Regions from separate parts of the Homo sapiens genome. Here region 1 is linked to region 2. The links are chromatin contacts, found by Hi-C or POLR2A ChIA-PET in ENCODE. All regions are on one chromosome and are shown on one strand. The core of a region is the stretch at or near the end of the contact, and the rest is flanking DNA. Distances in the headings are between cores, read along the strand shown. Region 1 overlaps IRAK2 (interleukin 1 receptor associated kinase 2). Region 2 holds the start of TADA3 (transcriptional adaptor 3).

Region 1 (2,700 bases), core at 201-2,700, 430 kb before region 2:
CTGTTAAATGGGGACTAGCAGTTGTGAATATTAAAGGTGTGAAGACCCCACACTTAGTGTGGAACCTCTCTCCCACAGCATCTCTCAAAGCAAGTCAGAATAGGGTCACATTTATAGCCAAGAATCCCTCCAAGCCTGGAGGAAGGAAAGGATAAAGGTTTTAAACCACCCAGGATTAATAACAGACTGGCAGTGACCAGAAAAGGGCAGCAGAGGGCATCACTGCTGCAAGTGGGACAGGAGCCAATTGAAAAGGGACTCCTGACAGGTCCCTGCCAGGAAGGGACAGAACAAGGGGAAATGAATAAACAAAGACTTCCTGTGCCCCTTTCACAGAGCAGGCTCTGAGCCAAGTCCTTTATAGAGGTCACTGAGCACTCACCAAAAAACACTGAGCAATGCACTGTGATCCCCACAGGAGGAATCAAAGTTCAAAAGCGTTATCAGTCAACCAGAGGCAGGGCTGAGCAAAAGGGTGGCAGGAGCCAGGAGGCATTCAATGAATGAATGGATGGATGGGTGGTAGATGGATGGATGGATGGATGGATGGATGGATGGATGGATGGATGGATGGATGGGTATGTGGGTGGGAGGGTGGGTGCATGGGTGGATGAATAGATGGATAGGTGGGAGGGTGAATGGATGGATGAGGAAGTCATCTGTGACGCTAACACACCAGTTAGAAGGTCAAGAGTAAACAGATATCAGAAGGAGGGTGTAAAGGTGGGAATAACAATAACCACAGTCATCATAATATTCTTGGTAGGTGCAGGGTGCAGGGTGCCATGCTCACCTGCTTATATACATTATCCCATTCATCTCCATGTGTATCGTTAGCCCCATCTTACAGAAGGCTTAACTGAGGCCCAGAGACAGAAGTGCTAGGTGTAAGTCACACAGCTGAAAGTAACTGAGCCGGGCCTAGGGGTTCTATCCCCCTGGTTCTTTTTTTTCTTTTTTTTTTTTTTTGAGACAGAATCTTGCTCTGTTGCCCAGGCTGGAGTGCAATGGCGCGATCTCGGCTTACTGCAACCTCTGCCTCCCAGGTTCAAGTGATTCTCCTGACTCAGCCTCCCAGGTAGCTGCGATTACAGGCACATGCCACCACACTCAGCTAATTTTTGTATTTTTAGTAGAGCCGGGGTTTCACCATGTTGGCCAGGTTGGTCTTGAACTCCTGACCTCAGGTGATCTGCCCACATCGGCCTCCCAAAGTACTGAGATTTTAGGCATGTGCCACCACTCCCTGCCCATCCCCCTGGTTCTTAAAGGAGAAGGAGCCTGGACTAGCCCTGCTGAGCTTCACTGAACAACTTGCAGTGGGGCTGAGGGAGGCAGAGGAACCAGCTGGGAGACACGGAGGTGCAGAATCTGGGGTTCTGGCTGAGGGCAGAGGTGACTCAGGGCCACGGTTCTGGTAGCAGAGGTAGACAGACAGGAGACTGTGGTCAGAGAGAGGAAGTACAGAGTTCAAGGCTAGAGAAGAAAAGAGGGTGAGGCCCAAGGGGCAGCTGTATGCACTTGGCTGAAGCCAACCTGACTGTTACTCTTCTCAGCCAGCATTTCCCAGACTGGGTTCCATGGAACACTGACAAGGACAGATATTCTGAGAACACAAGGTTCCATAGTCAAATGAGCTTGGGAAACACTGCATACCCCTCTCTGGTGAATTCACAAGTACCAGATTAAAGGCTCACTACCATTCAACCAGCTTGAATTAATCTTGTGGTAAAGAAACCTGCTTGACTTTGCCTAATGCAATATTTCCAAGCCTGTCAGGGCACAAACCCTTTTAACACATCAATCCTAGAGGTCCGAAGGAACTGGAGTTCTACAGAAATATACTTTGGAGACTGCTACATGCAGACCATGAGCTCCTGAGGGGAGGGACTGTGTTTTTGTTACATTCATATTCCTAGTGCCTGGCACGACATAATGGCAGACAAGGATGGTGGTGGTGGTAGGGTGGGATGCTGGGTGGGTCAGTGGTCGCTGAATGGATGGGCAGCTAAAGGGTAGATGGATGATCGGACAGCGATGAACAAATAAGGACAAATAGACAACTGGATGGACAAGTGGATGGCTGGATGGGAATTACGGAAGTCAGGAGAGGATATCTGGAGCCTACTAGAACCTGGACACTCATGAGTGGTTTTCCTTCAAGGGCTGGCAAATTTCTTCTGTAACACGCCACACAGTAAATATGTGAGCTTTTGGGGAGCATGTTCAGTCTCTATCACATATTCTTTGTGTTTAAAAATATAATCCTTTATAAATGTAAAACTACCCTTAGCTCACAGACCATACAAAATACGCCACAGGCCAAAGTGGCCTGTGGGCCACAGTTTGTCAGCCCCTGTTGTACTTTGATGGAACCTGTCTGTGTGCCTCTACCGTATCCTGTGATTACAAAGGAGCCGTGGGAAGGACAAATCAAGGTGGGCCCCACTCTACGCAGAGCAGGACACTCTTACTATTCCACAGCTGAAGATGTCCACTCGCTTTGTCAGCTGCCCCACCCGGATGAAATCCTCTGGCAGATACGCGGCTGACGTCCGGAGCAGGTGAGTCTTCATCATGGTGTATTTTGACCTTTTGTTGACAGGACACAGATGAGCCATTGGGTGAGCAAGTTTGGGGGTGAGATTTTGGTCCAGCAAGACATTAGAGCTGTGGAAATGAAAGGAGAGGGAACCTTCT
Region 2 (2,786 bases), core at 57-2,556:
GTATGAAAAAGGCCCACATGTATGAAAAAGGCCCACATGTATGAAAAAGGGAGGACTTCCAGGAAGGGAGGGATGAGCAGTATCACAGCTAACATACACTAAGGCTGACACAGTTCAGTTCTGACCAGGAAGGGCCTGAATGGAAGCAACACGAGAGATCCTCCAATGGGGTGGAAGCAGGGCTGGAGGTACCAAGAATGGGATAAGGAAGTGTGGCCGCCTGCCTTAAGCAACTGTAGGGTCAGGAAGGCAGAAGAGGACAAAGGGCGTATGTCGTGAAGTTCCACTGTGGATAGGCAGGTGGACTTGCTTCATGCCTCAGAGGCTAAGAGGCCGACTACGTACCCTCGAAATGCTCCAAAGAGCCTAGGAGACCCCACTTCCGGGTTCCTACAGGGCTCAGGAAAAGCCCCTACCTGCTTCGAAGGCTGACCGTGAAGCCACAAGGCCCACTTCATACCAGGGAGTACCCCCACTCGCCCCTTCCTCACCTCGGGCCCCCGCCCCGTCTCTTTTTCCCACCCTCATCGTGTCCCCACAACCCCCGGACATCCCTCGGCCCCGCGCCCCTGCGGCAAAGCCACATCTCCCACCGACCCACTGCCCTGAGGCCGAACAGCCGGGGGTCCCTGGCCGGGGGCCCGGCTCTCTCACCATCGCGGGCGCTGGCTGGGCCGGAAAGCGGAAGTACGGAAGTGGCCAGCCCCGCGATGCCTGCCCTTTCGCGAGAAGCGCAGCTACGGTCTCCGCCCGGACTTCCGGACGGTACCATCTATGCTCCGAGCGGGGTAGAGAGCCCTTACGAACGCTTGGGCCTTCCGGAAGTTTTCCACCTAGGGCTGTCTCGGTATTTTTAAATTCTTGCACTCGAGTCACTATTTAAGCTCCTCCAGGAATGGGTGCAGCTTCCCTTTGTGCCTTCGGCCTTCTTGTCACCTTTGCCACAGCCTCCCCCAGGTATGCAATGGTACAGCCCAGCTTCAGATTGGGCACCAAATTAGGACAAGCCGAAGCGGACGAGCCCTTCGTTTCTTCCGGTTCTGTACCCCCATCCTTTCTCTCGCCCCTCCTACCCGCAGCTCCTGGCGCTCGGCGGGGCTAACTGCAGCGCGGAGATCTCGGCCGCCAAGCTCCGCCTCCCGCCCCGGGCTGTGCCCCGGGGCTCGCCTGAGGCCGACCACCCGCACCCCACCTCTAGCGGCTTTGCTCGAGGCCCACCTTCTTCCCACCCCCGGCAAACTCCAGTAGGCTCGCCCTCGCTGACTCCCCGCCCCCGCGTCAACTGCAAGGGGCCCGCCCATAGCCAGTTCCGGGGCGGTTGCTCACATCGACCGGAACTCCCCGCCCCCTCCCGCGGCCCCTGGGGCCGTAGGAGGCCGCAGCGAGGAGGTAGAGGGGGCGGGGGTCGCACTAGGGTGTCCCTAGAGAACGAGGACTCTGAAGGCGGGACATTTGGGCGACCCCCGGGCGGGGCCAGCCATTAAACAGTCCCACTTCTGTGCCAGACACTGAACTGGGCTCTTGACGGGCATCATCTCTTAATCCTCAGAACATCCCAGGGAGGTAGGTACTATTGTTATCCCCATTTTTCAGATTCAGACTTTTAATGGGGAAACAGACCGAGACTTCTTTTGTCCCCATTTTACAGATGGAAAAACTGAGACTGAAAAAGGTCAAATAACATGTTCAGGGGCATATAAGTAGAGAATGGTAAAGCCTGGGCTTGAACCCAGGTCTGTCTGGCTTACCAGCCCACGTTCTAAACCACTGTTAGTGACTAGAGAAGGGAGAAAGGTGGAATAGGGTAAGAAAAGAGGCCAAGAGTCCCAGAGAACATGGTAAGAATGGGGTGCTTGGAACTCAAAGTCTTAGCAGAACCCAAGAGAAATAGAAGGGAAGGAAAGAGCATCAGAAAGGCGAGGCAAGGCATAGCAGTATAGCATGGTGATCAGGGTGCAGACTCAAGACTAGCGGGGTTCAAATTGCATCTTGGAAGCATAGGCACATACCCACCCTTACAGAGTCTCAGTTTCTTTCTCTGTAAAAACGAGATCACAATGGTCCTTGTTCATGGTGCTGAGTGAGAAATTCAGTGAGATAAACTGATAAAGTGCTCTGCACCTAGCTTGGTACCCAGTTAAGTGCCCTGTGAGTAGGAACTGTGCCATCAATTTTGTCAGTAAGGGACTGAAGCTGGGCTTCCTTGAGGCTGTCCCTGGAGGTAAGAAGCCCTTGGGCTTTTCTCAGACCACTTTGTCTCCCATCAATGGCCCTGTCCTCTCCAGCTCCACAGGATCCCCATATCCTGGGCCATGAGTGAGTTGAAAGACTGCCCCTTGCAGTTCCACGACTTCAAGTCTGTGGATCACCTGAAGGTCTGTCCCCGCTACACGGCAGTGCTGGCACGCTCTGAGGATGATGGCATCGGCATCGAGGAGCTGGACACCCTGCAGCTGGAGCTGGAGACCCTGCTGTCTTCTGCCAGCCGGCGCCTGCGTGTGCTTGAGGCCGAAACCCAGGTGATAACCCCAGAGAGGGGCCAGCACCAGAGATGGACTGCAACAAGTTATGGGATGGGTCATTGAGTTAGCCCCATATGCTGAGACTTGGGGTACAGGGGTTTGTGGGGAGAGGGAGAGAGACGCAAACTGGGTTTGCATGACACAAAAAATACACAAGAATATGCATGATCCTCTTAAATTGCAAGATTTCTAATTCAGTAAGCTTTTATTGGCACCCCACTCATCCCCCATTGTGTTCTGGGTCCTATGCTAGTCATTAGAGAA

The links. A loop is a pair of places that touch in the nucleus more often than their neighbours do. ChIA-PET counts read pairs that join two places held with the same protein, here RNA polymerase II (POLR2A). Pooled maps may share reads with other maps.
Region 1: a map with no recorded cell type shows a loop between it and region 2 (6-fold over the local background). The contact joins the enhancer-like site here to the promoter of TADA3 in region 2. A Hi-C loop is called at or near these places in 1 of 168 maps with a recorded cell type or tissue (naive thymus-derived CD4-positive, alpha-beta T cell), 1 of 37 single-sample maps with no recorded cell type and 9 of 50 pooled maps. POLR2A ChIA-PET finds 5 or more read pairs at or near these places in 4 of 52 experiments (AG04450, CD8-positive, alpha-beta T cell, activated B cell and 1 more).

Annotation. Positions count from the first base shown.
Region 1 is chr3:10,222,606-10,225,305 of GRCh38, reverse strand. It overlaps IRAK2 (interleukin 1 receptor associated kinase 2), which reads right to left. Exons shown (of 13, transcript NM_001570.4): 9 at 2,475-2,670. Among named protein-coding and RNA genes, the nearest start is that of TATDN2, 25 kb to the left of the region's middle. RefSeq lists an enhancer at 1-2. Within about 2 kb of position 1,450, at least 12 of the 41 ENCODE cell types and tissues checked have a DNase peak (open chromatin) inside an H3K27ac peak, as active enhancers do.
Region 2 is chr3:9,790,993-9,793,778 of GRCh38, reverse strand. TADA3 (transcriptional adaptor 3) reads left to right here and starts at 1,306. Exons shown (of 9, transcript NM_006354.5): 1 at 1,306-1,563; 2 at 2,286-2,519. The coding sequence starts at 2,313. ARPC4-TTLL3 (ARPC4-TTLL3 readthrough) reads right to left here and starts at 1,231. Exons shown (of 12, transcript NM_001198793.1): 1 at 655-1,231. The coding sequence starts at 657. It overlaps ARPC4 (actin related protein 2/3 complex subunit 4), which reads right to left and starts at 697. Exons shown (of 6, transcript NM_005718.5): 1 at 655-697. The coding sequence starts at 657. It also overlaps a transcript of OGG1 not described here. RefSeq lists enhancers at 32-121, 321-847, 822-921, 848-1,374, 2,479-2,786 and silencers at 1,052-1,341, 1,402-1,491.